2 separate regions of the Homo sapiens genome follow, and region 1 is linked to region 2. The links are chromatin contacts, found by Hi-C or POLR2A ChIA-PET in ENCODE. All regions are on one chromosome and are shown on one strand. The core of a region is the stretch at or near the end of the contact, and the rest is flanking DNA. Distances in the headings are between cores, read along the strand shown. Region 1 holds the start of AQP11 (aquaporin 11). Region 2 holds the start of ACER3 (alkaline ceramidase 3).

What was found. A loop is a pair of places that touch in the nucleus more often than their neighbours do. ChIA-PET counts read pairs that join two places held with the same protein, here RNA polymerase II (POLR2A). Pooled maps may share reads with other maps.
Region 1: a map with no recorded cell type shows a loop between it and region 2 (5-fold over the local background). The contact joins the promoter of AQP11 here to the promoter of ACER3 in region 2. A Hi-C loop is called at or near these places in 1 of 37 single-sample maps with no recorded cell type and 5 of 50 pooled maps. POLR2A ChIA-PET finds 5 or more read pairs at or near these places in 1 of 52 experiments (Panc1).

Annotation. Positions count from the first base shown.
Region 1 is chr11:77,588,499-77,595,027 of GRCh38, forward strand. It overlaps AQP11 (aquaporin 11), which reads left to right and starts at 1,455. Exons shown (of 3, transcript NM_173039.3): 1 at 1,455-2,113. The coding sequence starts at 1,495. RefSeq lists silencers at 802-1,431, 5,713-5,913.
Region 2 is chr11:76,857,757-76,863,888 of GRCh38, forward strand. ACER3 (alkaline ceramidase 3) reads left to right here and starts at 3,162. Exons shown (of 11, transcript NM_018367.7): 1 at 3,162-3,323. The coding sequence starts at 3,221. RefSeq lists silencers at 2,835-2,934, 2,975-3,234.

The DNA.
Region 1 (6,529 bases), core at 205-2,704, 730 kb after region 2:
GCCCAGGCTGGAGTACAATGGCGCGATCTAGGCTCACCACAACCTCTGCCTCCCGGGTTCAAGCGATTCTCCTGCATCATCCTCCCGAGTAGCTGGGATGACAGGCATGCGCCACCATGCCCGGCTAATTTTGTATTTTTAGTAGAGACGGGGGTTTCTCATGTTGGTCAGGCTAGTCTCGAACTCCCGACCTCCGGTGATCCGCCCGCCTCGGCCTCCCAAAGTGCTGGGATTATAGGCGTGAGCCACCGCGCCCAGCCGCGCCCGGTTTTTGTTGTTGTTTTTGTTTCTAAAAACAGCGTCTCGCTCTGTGGCCCAGGCAGGGGTGCAGTGGCGCGATCTCAGCTCACTGCAGCCTGGAACTCCTGGGGTCAAGCGGTCTTCCCACCTAAGCCTCTCCGTGCTGGGACTCCGGACGCGCTCCACCTCACGCAGCCGTATTCCTGCTTTCAAAGCAGATGGAAGAGGTGCGCCAGGACCCCCAGTTCTTGGAAACAGACCTCTCCAGTTACCTGTTGTTTCCTCTTCACGAAGAGTGCATGTAACAGTAAGACACAACTGTTTCATATTATACGTAAAGAGTTCATGCCAAAGGTTATAGACAGTCACATGCTAAAACTAGGCTACACTTTGAAGAATCACCGCTCAAGTTCTGGAAAAAAGAGGTGACTGTTGAACAACACTGTGAGGGTAATCGATGCCACTGAAATATACACTTAAATTGATTAAAGTGGCGAATTTTATCTGGCATATATTACCACCATTTTTAGAAATGTTTTTTGGCAGGTGAAGAAAAGCAAGGCTCCAGGAGGCCCTGCGCACCGGTCTACGCCCACTAACTCACCCGCCCCCTGCGCCGCGTCTCCCCTCTCAATTTCAGTCGCCCATTGATAAAAACGAGGTGGCTATGTGAGATGGCCTTCAGCGGTCTTTCCAGCTCCACGGTTTTACAGTGTGGAGCGGGGAAAGAAAAACTCTAAGGTCCTCGCTGCAAAGCAACCATCAGAGCTCCGCCGCGCCGTGCCGCTCCTCTCCGCCCCGTGGTCCGGGTGTCACCGCCCGCAGGGGCGCAAGGGCCGCAGCACGCGTGCGCAGTGGGCACCAAGAGCGCTGCGTCGACCGCGCCGCGCCGGCCCTCCGCCGCCGCGCCCGCCTACAAGGCCCTGAGGGAGACTGCGGAGGGTGAGTGCGCGGTGGGCTCGGCTGACCGTTGGCCCTGCGGCCGGCGCCCTAGGCTACCTCCCTTCGCCTCCCCGCGCCTCCCCGCGCCTCCCCGCCTCCCCGCCTCCCCGCCTCCTCGGCTCTGGTTCCAACACCCCAGCGCCAAGCCGGGGAGGCGGGGAGGACTTCTTAAGTGTGCCGCTCGGGAGCCTCCCGCTCGTCCCGCCCCGAGGGGCGTGAGGAGGGGAGGGGCTGCGGACTTCGGACTCGGGCCTGGAGACCGCCTCCTACCCAGAGCCGGAGCCCGCAACCCGCTCAGGCGGCGACGGAGCCATGTCGCCGCTGCTGGGGCTCCGGTCCGAGCTGCAGGACACCTGCACCTCGCTGGGACTGATGCTGTCGGTGGTGCTGCTCATGGGGCTGGCCCGCGTAGTCGCCCGGCAGCAGCTGCACAGGCCGGTGGCCCACGCCTTCGTCCTGGAGTTTCTAGCCACCTTCCAGCTCTGCTGCTGCACCCACGAGCTGCAACTGCTGAGCGAACAGCACCCCGCGCACCCCACCTGGACGCTGACGCTCGTCTACTTCTTCTCGCTTGTGCATGGCCTGACTCTGGTGGGCACGTCCAGCAACCCGTGCGGCGTGATGATGCAGATGATGCTGGGGGGCATGTCCCCCGAGACGGGTGCGGTGAGGCTATTGGCTCAGCTGGTTAGTGCCCTGTGCAGCAGGTACTGCACAAGCGCCTTGTGGAGCTTGGGTCTGACCCAGTATCACGTCAGCGAGAGGAGCTTCGCTTGCAAGAATCCCATCCGAGTCGACTTGCTCAAAGCGGTCATCACAGAGGCCGTCTGCTCCTTTCTCTTCCACAGCGCTCTGCTGCACTTCCAGGAAGTCCGAACCAAGCTTCGTATCCACCTGCTGGCTGCACTCATCACCTTTTTGGTCTATGCAGGTTTGTCATTCTCACCAAATACTTGGCACTTCCAGAGCCTCTATGACATGAGGCTGTAAGTTCTTTACTAAAATACATTTGAAACCGTCTATCCCGCTATGATGTAAATGCTGGTATCCCCGTTATTCTAACCATTTTGCAGCCCGTTCTTAACCAGTAGGGCCGACACGTAGAGCCTTCATGCAGTGCTGCTTTGAACACCCAGAGAAAGGAGCCACCTCTGTGCTGAAACTGAGATACTGTGAGATATTGCCAAGGGTTCAGATATCCTACAAAGGGATTGTTTTAATGGTAGAAAGGAAAGATAACTTATTAACTGCCTCTTTCTTCATGCCAAGGTGGTATAGATCGTTTCGGATACTCTTACTGAAAAATGATCCTGGCTTTACAAAGTTCCTTTCGATTTAAAGCACAAGGCACATGATTGGTTAGTATAAGAGCGGAGGGTAGAAATTTTGTAGTTCCATTTTAGTCCTATAAATGATTTAAAGTCATTTCTTATTTCCTTAATAATTCATTTTGAGTTATGAAATTTCTTATTTCCTTAATAATTCATTTTGAGTTATACATGAACTTTTAAGTGACCTATTAAGAAAAATGTTTAAATGATAACTTGCTTCAAATTAAAGATGCTTTTTAAAATATAACTCTTGAGAAATCTGTTGATTTCTTTTAAACCATTTGTTTACTTTGACAGATCTCAGATGCAGTGGGCAATCTAGTCCTAAGTGGGAGGAGGAAATCCAAAACACAAGTATTTAATGATGAAATGTGTCATTTTAAATGATTACAACAGAATATCTTTATTGGGACTACATCTAAATTATAAAAGACTGTGGAGGCAGAAATAACAACAAAGGAAATTTGTGGTAATAATCTTCTGCCCATTAAAAGTGAAACAATGACTAGAAGCAAACTTCAAGATAAGGACTCCTAAACACGTACTTGACCTTCTAGGGTAAAAATGAAAGCCTTCAGCCGGGCGCGGTGGCTCACGCCTGTAATCCCAGCACTTTGGGAGACCGAGGTGGGTGGATCACCTGAGGTCAGGAGTTTGAGACCAGCCTCGCCAACATGGTGAAACCCCGTCTCTACTAAAAATACAAAAAAAATTTAGCCAGGCATGGTGGTGGGCGCCTGTAATCTCAGCTACTCGGGAATCTGAGGCGGGAGAATTGCTGGAACCCGGGAGGCGGAGGTTGCAGTGAGCTGAGATCGCGCCATTTTACTCCAGCCCAGGCGACAACAGTGAGACTCTGTCTCAAAAAAAAGAAAGAAAGCAAGCCTTCCCAATCAATTTCCCCTTCTTTAGGTCTAGTACCACTTTTTAAGTAGACATAAATGGAAATAAGTGGTATAGAAGAGTGAAGGGGGCCGGGCACGGTGGCTCACACCTGTCATCCCAACACTTTGGGAGGCCAAGGCAGGTGGATCGCTTGAGCCCAGGCGTTCGAGACTAGCCTGGGCAACATAAGAGAAATCCCATCTCTCCAAAAAATACAAAAATTAGCCGGGCGTGCTGGTGCGCACTTGTAGTCCCAACTACTTGGGAGGCTAAGGTGGGAGGATCACCCAAGTCCAGGAGGTTGAGATTGTGGTGAGCTGTGATAGTGCCACTGCACTCCAGCCTGGGTTATAGAGACCCTGTCTGTCTCAAAAGAAAAAAAAAAAGAAAAAGAGAAAAAGAGTGACAAGTACAGGCATATTTGAGGGATTGGTGGGTAGTTGCTTATTTATTGAAGTTTTAGATTTTAGCTAAAGCAGAAACATCCCCTGTATATGAACAGAATTGTCACTGCAAAAAGAGTTATGCTATGGTTTAGCTCTTTATTTCTACAATTAAAAGCAGTAAAAACTTAAAAAAGAATTTTTACATCAATAGAACATTAACTACAGTTGGATTTTTCAATACCTATGTTCCTCTTCCCTCTCTTGATTAACCTGAAGTTGATATTCTTTCTGTCTACTTTTAATACATATTTATGATTCCATAGATAATACTGTATATATTAGCCATTCCCTATTTTATCAGTGACAAAAAATTTGAGAGAAGAGACACAGATAATACTTGGAGTTATAGATCCAGTCATAGATATAAGGAAAGTTATTAGAAGTATCTATAAAATATCAACAGATCAAAAACACTGCCCTTTTTTTCTTGAAATGAGGGTACTAATTGATGGGGGAGAGGGAGAGTATAAAGGGAACACTAGAGCAGTGTTTCTCTCTGTATTAAAATCACCTGGGGAGCTCTTTAAACGTCCTTGTTCTGGGCCCACAGATTAAAATCCAATTGCTCTGGCAAGGGGCCTAGGCAGCGGTGTATTGTAAAGCTTCACAGGTGATCCCATTATGAAACCAAGGTAAAGAAGCACTGCTTTAGGAGTCTAGACCTGCACTGTGCAATTCAGTAGCCACTAGCTGCATGTGGCTGTTTACACTTAAATTAACTGAAATTAGATTCAGAGTAGCCACATTTCAAGTGGTCAGTTGTCAAATTGTGCTGTAGCTAGTGGGTACAGGATTGGACAGTGCTAGAGTCTGTTTGCATGGGTAGAACAAAATAGACAATTGTTGATTACTATTAGTTACAGAAATTTATAATGCAGTATGATCTTCCCTTTGTTTGTTTTCTGCCAATATAAGGGAGATAAGAATATTCAGTTGTCAGCTGTTATAGGCCAAGCATTTTGCAAGGAAATTTATGAGAGTTATCTTAATTAATTCTTACAACAACCCATCGGCCGGGCGCGGTGGCTCACGCCTGTAATCCCAGCACTTTGGGAGGCCGAGGCGGGCAGATCACGAGGTCAGGTGATCGAGACTATCCTGGCTAACACGGTGAAACCCCGTCTCTACTAAAAAATACAAAAAAATTAGCCAGGCATGGTGGCGGGTGCCTGTAGTCCCAGCTACTGGGGAGGCTGAGGCAGGAGAATGGCATGAACCCGGGAGGCAGAGCTTGCAGTGAGCCGAGATCGAGTCATTGCACTCCAGCCTGGGAGACAGAGCGAGAGAGCGAGACTCCGTCTCAAAAAAAAACAAAAACAAAAAAAAACAACCCATCGATGAATATATTCTTCCCATTTTAAGTAAAGTAAGTGAGGCCCAGAAAAGTGAAATGACTTATCTAAGCTTACATAACTAGACTGTGTTAGAACTATGGTTCCAACTGGCACTAAAGCTCATACGGATTCATTATCAGCATTTCCACAGTGTGCTCCTCAAAAGTTAACAAAACTATACACAATTGAATATATTCAGCCATAAAAAGGAATGAAGTTATGATGTATACTACAACATGAATGAACCTCAAAAACAATATGCCAAGCAAAATAAGCCAGACACAAAAAGACAAATACTGTATGGCTCTACATATACAAAATATCTAGATTAGGCAACTTCATAGAGACAGAAAGTAGAATAGAGTTACCAGGGACTGTGGGGAGGAGGGAGGAATGGGGACTTATTGTTTAATGGGTACAAAGTTTCTGTTTATGTTATGAAAACCTTTGGAAATGGTGCTGCTGGTGAAACAGCATGGTGAATGTAACACCAATGACTTATACACTTAAAAATGGCTAAAATGGCATACTTTATGGTATATATATATTTCACCATAATTTATACAATTTTTAAGTTACAAAATGATGTTGTTGCCAAATAAATTTGGCAGACACTGGATTAAACAGGTTTTCTAATTTTAAGACTTCATAGAGCCTTTACTATGCTTCTAAGTATTGTGAAACTCCAAGAGGAGGATTTGGAGCACAGTTTTTCAAACTTACGAGATCCTCTTGTCTAGGAGTGTGTAGCAGAAGAGAACATACTTTGGGAAATGCTGCACTAAGTCCCATCTCTCCCTTTTATTTTCTATGGCTATAAGTCATAACTTTGGAACAGAGTTGTTACAAATAGGACTGTCTTGGGACAGTTGGCTAAGTCAGGCATCATTACAAGTTATTATGATATGTCTTTTTTAAGCTTCTAGGATACTACAAGTACAGATTTGACAAAGGTGCACCTTGGGAGATTTCTTTAATCACTTGCATTTTGAGGGCACTGAGAAGTCACCAATACAGGGTACATCAAAATAACTTATGTATTTTAGGATTACAGAACATAAGCATCCAGCAACATAGCCACAGGCTCCTAAGGATAGCCAGTGACCAAGTGTCTGTGTATTTATTGATTTAGCACCCCAAATTTTGATGGCACATGGAGCCCCAGTTATGTCATTGCCATTTATCGTGTATTAACTGGCTCCCCTAATCGTGTAAAAAAAAAAAAAGCTGTGCGATTTATTAACATATTAGAGCTATAAACTGTTAATCAGATTTCAAGCAAATCTTCCTTACTTTGGGTTCTGGAAGAATTTAGTTCAATGAACAGTTTGAGAGAGAGCTGCATTCATTT
Region 2 (6,132 bases), core at 1,912-4,411:
ATTTGTTGAAAGACTATTCAATCCCTATTGAATTGTCTTGGCATCCTTGTTAAAAATCAATTGACCATAAATGTAAGGGTTTATTGCTGGACTCTCAATTCGATTCCTTTGATCTACATGTCTATCTTCATGCCAGTACTGCACTGTCTTCATTACTATAGTTTTACAGTAAGTGTTGAAATCAGGAAGTATAAGTCCTCCAGCTTTGTTCTTCTTTTTTGAGATAGTTTTGACTTGTCTGGGTCCCTTACATTTCCAGGCATTGCTTTTATGCTCAAGGGGGGAAATTTTTTAGAAAAAAAGAAAAAGGAAGGTAGATATTGCTGAAGGAACTGTGAAATTCATTTTGTGTTTTCTGAGTGAAACTTCTGCAATGCACCTTTTCTCTCGGATGGGGGAATTTCTCTCTCCTAAAATCCGTCCTGGTCACGGTAGATTTCCTTTTTCACTATTGAGGAACATTGTGCAGAGTATTGACTCAGCCAAGGCCTCATCCTGCCTTGAGTCACTTGGCTGGGTCAGGGGTTATTTTCACATAGGGGGTTCCACAACACCCTAATTTTTTTTTTACTCCTAGCTAAGAATGATCATACTCTATTGTTGTGGTCTCTGCACTGTTCTGATTGCACACCTCATCGGCAAATCACTTTTGCGTATGAGTTTTTGCATATTCATTTTGAGCATATAAATATATAAATATTTCATTCATTTATAAATTATATATGCTCATGATTATTACATAAACACATAAACAAAACGGAAGTTTTAGAATATGAGATAAAGTGACTAGAAATAGATGTTTCCCCACACCTCAATGGCTTTTATCTCTCTGGAGACGGCCTTCTTGGATCTTTCATGTTTACCTCTGTGTGGTCCTAGCACCCAGGCAGCCAAACAGGGCCTGGTATATAGTAGAAGCTCAATGACATTCAAAATAAAAATTTCAGGCCAGGCAGGGTGTAACTCAGGCCTGTAATCCCAGGACTTTCGGAGGCCAAGGAGGGTGGATCACTCAAGGTCAGGAGTTCAAGACTGGCCTGGCCAACATGGTGAAATCTCGTCTCTATTAAAAATACAAAAATTAGCCAGGTGTGGTGGCAGCCTCCTGTAATCCCAGCTATGGGGATGAGGGGGTACTGAGGCACGATTCCCGGAAGGCAGAAGTTGCAGCGAGCCAAGATGGCACCACTGCACTCCAGCCTGGGCGACAGATCGAGATTCTGTCTCAAAAAAGAAAAATTTCAGAGAGGCTACTATTCGTATTAAAATACACTGCTTCCGGCCGGGTGCGATGGCTCACGCCTGTAATCCCAGCACTTTGGGAGGCCGAGGCGGGTGAATCACGAGGTCAAGAGATCGAGGCCAGCCTGGCCAACAAGGTGAAACCCTGTCTCTACTAAAAATACAAAAATTAGCTGGGCGTGGTGGTGCACACCTGTAGTCCCAGCTACTCTGGAGGCTGAGACAGGAGAATCGCTTAAACCCAGGGGGCGGAAGTTGCGGTGAGCTGAGATCATGCCAGTGCATTCCAGCCTGGCCGACAGAGCAAGACTGTCTCAAAAAAAAAAAAAAAAAAAAAAAAAGATACACTGCTTCCCTAGGTTTTGCACCTAGCAAATAAAAGTTCTGCATCTATTTCCTGCTAATTGGCTATGGTTATTTTGTAGAAAGGCTGTGGGCTCTTCATCTCTCCTTGTCCTCTCTTTTACCTTTGACTTGCACCACATCTGACTTATTTATTTAGAAAATAGCAGTTGTATCATCCTTCATTTTTACTCTTCATTTCTTACTGTGTATTCAGGCAGAGTCCTAATACTAAGACCATAAAGAAGGGAAAGCAAGGTCTCTGATCAGGATGTAGCACAGTAGGATGTGAACAAAGGGCAAGGAAGCTCTAGGGTGTAAACATCTGGGATGGCTTCAGAGAGCTGGATTTTAAAAGAAGAGTGGGGAGTTGGTCAAACGGAGAAGAGAGTTAGGCTGTCCCAGTTGAACTGTGGGAGCAAAGGCAGGTGACCCAGCGCATTCTAGGAGAGGGGAAAGTTTGAGTTTGGTGTAGCTGAACACTAGGGGCAAGGGTGGTTGCATCTGTTTTAGGAAGAGCTCTCTGGCAGACCTGTGGAGTACTAGACTTTTTATTTATTTATTTATTTATTTATTTATTTATTTATTTAGAGACAGGGTCTCGCTCTGTTCTCCCAGGCTGGATTGGCACAGTCTCAGCTCACTGCATGCAATCTCCACCGCGGGGGCTCAAGTGATCCTCCCACCTCAGCTTCTCAAGTAGCTGGGACCACACGTCTGAGCCACCGCGCCCAGCTAATTTTTGTATTTTTCGTAGACACGGGGTTTTGCCGTCTACGATACTCCCAGACGGGGGCTGGGAGTATTAGACTTGAAGTTGGAAGTAGGGGTAGGCTGTTGGTTGCCTGAAGAGCAGGGCACAATTATAGTTAGAACGTGGAAACCTCTGTGCTTGGAGGCCCAAACGAAGCAGGGAAACTTTGCTTTAGTGCTCTAGCTAGCAGCATTCTTTTTTTTTAGGATCTCAGAACCTACTTTTTTTTTTTCGGTCCTGGGTTGTTCACCCTTTCCCTTTGTACCGAAGAGACACTTACACCTTTATCAGAAAATCACGGTTTATTTCCTGAGAATCACGGGGATTGGTTGGGGGTACTCTGTTTTGGGGCTCCATTTGAGGCCTGTGGCTCAATGGAAGACATAGAGGCGCTTCGCCGCACAGGTTTAATCAAGCAAGGGCTTGATAGAAGTATTCATCCCACCCCCGCCCCGATTAAATCAAACCACACGCACACAAATAGAGGCTCTGGCACATCCTGACAGAATATAGCCTCTGGGATGTCAGGAACCCCCAACCTACGGCCATTGGCGTGTCTGCACCGGCCAGGAAGCCCAGGCCCCCGGCTCCTTCCTGGATCACGCCCCTGCCCCGCCCAAGGGTGAAGAGGGGCGGGGCCAGCCGGCGCCCTCCGAGTGGGCCTTACACCAGGTCGGGCCTGGCCCGGCCCCGCGGCCCAGCGGCGCCGGTGGGCGGGGCCTCCGTCAGGGCAGTGTCAGTAACGGCGCCAGGCCCCGCCCCTCGGGGAGGCAGGGCCGGGCGGGGCGCGAGCGAGCGCGCGGGCTGGGCCGGAGCCGGCCTGGTCGCCAGCCTAACCCGGCACAGTGAGCGGAGCGCCTGGGCGGCGGCGGCGGCGGCGTGATGGCTCCGGCCGCGGACCGAGAGGGCTACTGGGGCCCCACGACCTCCACGCTGGACTGGTGCGAGGAGAACTACTCCGTGACCTGGTACATCGCCGAGTTCTGTGAGTGTGGCCTGAGGAGGGGAGTGGGGGCGAGAGGGCACCGGGCTGAGGAGACGCCGTGTGAGGAAGGCAAAGAGCGAACCTGGCCGCGAAGGGAGGTGCCAGGCCTGGCCCCGGGAGCTGGAATGCGGCGCCCTGGGCCAGCGGGAGGCTGAGAGGAGCGGGCCGGGAGTCCAGTGTGTAGAGGGAGGAGTACCGGGGTCTGGGAGGGAGGAAGGGGGCCTGAGGATTGGGGGGGCAGAAGAGCAGTGGGAAGTGGGGAGCCCCTGCTGGACCTAAGGGGGAAAGCCTGAAGAGCCGGGTTGGGAATGGGAATTCCTGCCCGAGAGCGGAGTGGGGCCAGGCTGGGAGAGTGGAGGACCCTGCCCCTTGGAATGAGGGCCCAGGACACCTGCTCTGCTGTTGCCACCACCAGAAGGGTACAGTTCCTAGCTTCGTCTTTCCCCCAATCCGTGAGAATTCTACCGTCTTTCCCTTCCCTTTTCACTGGAATATTAGACCTCCTTGCTCACCTCCAGGGAACAGTTTCACTAGTCTGAGATCTGAACCATCCCACCCCTATCCCCCAGGATGTCTTCAAGTACCAGAGGTCATCTGCTCTCTGAGTATGATTATTCAACTGTCATCTTGCACCAGGAGTCGAAGGCATCTTGCACCTAGCCTGTACCTTCTGCCCCTGCCAGGCTCCCAAGAGCACAGAGGACCAAGTCCCTGCTCCATTCTGTCCTATCCAACTATCTAGGAGTTAGGGGTCATCTGAGGACACTACTTCCACCGACTGCACCTTCTGAGGATTTAAGCATTCTTCTTTAGCGGCTGCTCTGTCAGGCACTGCTGGTCAGGTTGGGCTTGTTCTGTGTGCCTATGTGGGTGTCTGTCTGTTTTCCTAGACGATTTTTCCTGCCAGGCTAGGAGAAATCTGCCACTTCTTTTTCTATCATTTAATCAGGTTTTGAGAGCACAATATTTGATCCTTCTTTTAGGTACCTGCTTCTGGCAAAGTGCAAAGACTATCCTTTGGCTAATGATTACTGCCTTCTTTTAGTTGGATCTACTTCTCAGGACGTGAAGTGAAACTCTTCTTAGCTAACCTTCTCATTGTTGAGTCCTGTTCTCAGGCATCTGTGCATGGCTTTGTAGGAAAGAGGCAAGCATATCATGACAAATGGTCCCACTTTATTCTGTTCTGGTAATTGGCTAAGTTTCAAAAAAAAAAAAAAAGAACACTTTTTGCAGTTTTCAGGACTTTAGTACTATTCTCTTATGACCATGATTTAGGCTAAGAGTCACTTTTCTTCAACTATTAAATTAATAATTTTTACATAATCATGGAGAAATATTGGCAAAGGGATCATTTGTAATACAATTACTTGGGAACCCACATGTTGGCAAAGGAAGCGCTTTACCAGTTTGTTGTTAGATCACTTTGGCAAGCCCATGCCTGGTCCAGAGAACCATGACCACGAGGAAAGAGATGTAAAACCATGCACTCTGCGCTGGAAATGTGTAACATGGAAAAGAGGAATTCAAGAGTCTTCAAATATTGGATGGGCTATCATATAGAATAATTTTTTTTTAATTTATTTGGAATCTGGAATTAGGGCATATGGGCAGAAACTAACTGTAATGGGGAAAAGTTTGCTTCAATATAAGGAAAAACCTTCTCACCAATGATATGGGAAAGGTTGACTTGGGGGACAGAGGACTTTCTGTCACTGAAAGTGTTAAATCAGACATTGTTCAATGAACTCAATATTTTCGAAGGAAAAAATTATTTAATAGAGAAAAGGGGCTGGCCTTAGTTGCAGCTTTATGGGTCTATGTAGGTAATAATGACTCTTAGTTTAGAACCAAGAAAAAACTGGGCTGGGCATCGTGGCCCATGCCTGTAATCCCAGCACTTTGGGAGGCCAAGGCAGGAGGACTGCTTGAGGCCAGGAGTTTGAGTCCAGCCTGGGCAACATAGTGAGACCCTGTCTCCATAAAAAATAAAAAAAATTAGATATGCATGGTGGTTTGTGCCTGTAGTCCCAGCTACTTAGGAGACTGAGGTGGGAAGATCACTTGAGCCCAGGAGTTCAAGGTTGCTGTGAGCTGTAATTATGCCACTGCACTCCAGCCTGGGCAAGAGTTAGACCCTATTTCTACAAAAAAAATATAAAAAATGCAAAGAGAGAAAACTGGCGGTAAGTCATGTGGACTCTGAGAGAGCAAGATACTGTGTTCTGGCAGATAGCTCTGAGAAATGGGAAATGACATTTGTTCTCAATGTGCTCAGAAGAGGAAACTCTGAGCAGACTGCAGGGAGGGTTTTGACATAGGAATCAGAGGGGTTGCAAGAAGAGGATGAGTGAATGTTTGCAGCCCTTTGCGCATGCACCTTGGGAGAAAATCATCTGGAGGAAGTTGAGGTCAAGTCATCTTACCATAGCAAGTCATGAGTATCTACAGTAATATATCTTGGACTAAGATAATTTGATCTTTGAAAAATATGCTGATTAATAATAATATGTTTAAAATATGTGTTTAAAGCAAGTGCAATATTAACATCACGATAGTATTTACATTAACAATAGTATTGATGGTAATATTAAGGATAATGTAATAATAGCTATTATCTAAGTGGTCACTTGTACTACACTTTGCTAAGCACTTCATATATCTTATCTCTTTTGATCTTTACAGTAATTTCAAAAAGAAGGTATTATTATCCCCATTTCAAAGATAAGGAGATTGAAGTTCTAAGAAATAATTTACCTAAGATTACAGTAAGTGATGTAGAGATAGTGTTCACATTGAAGTCTGACTC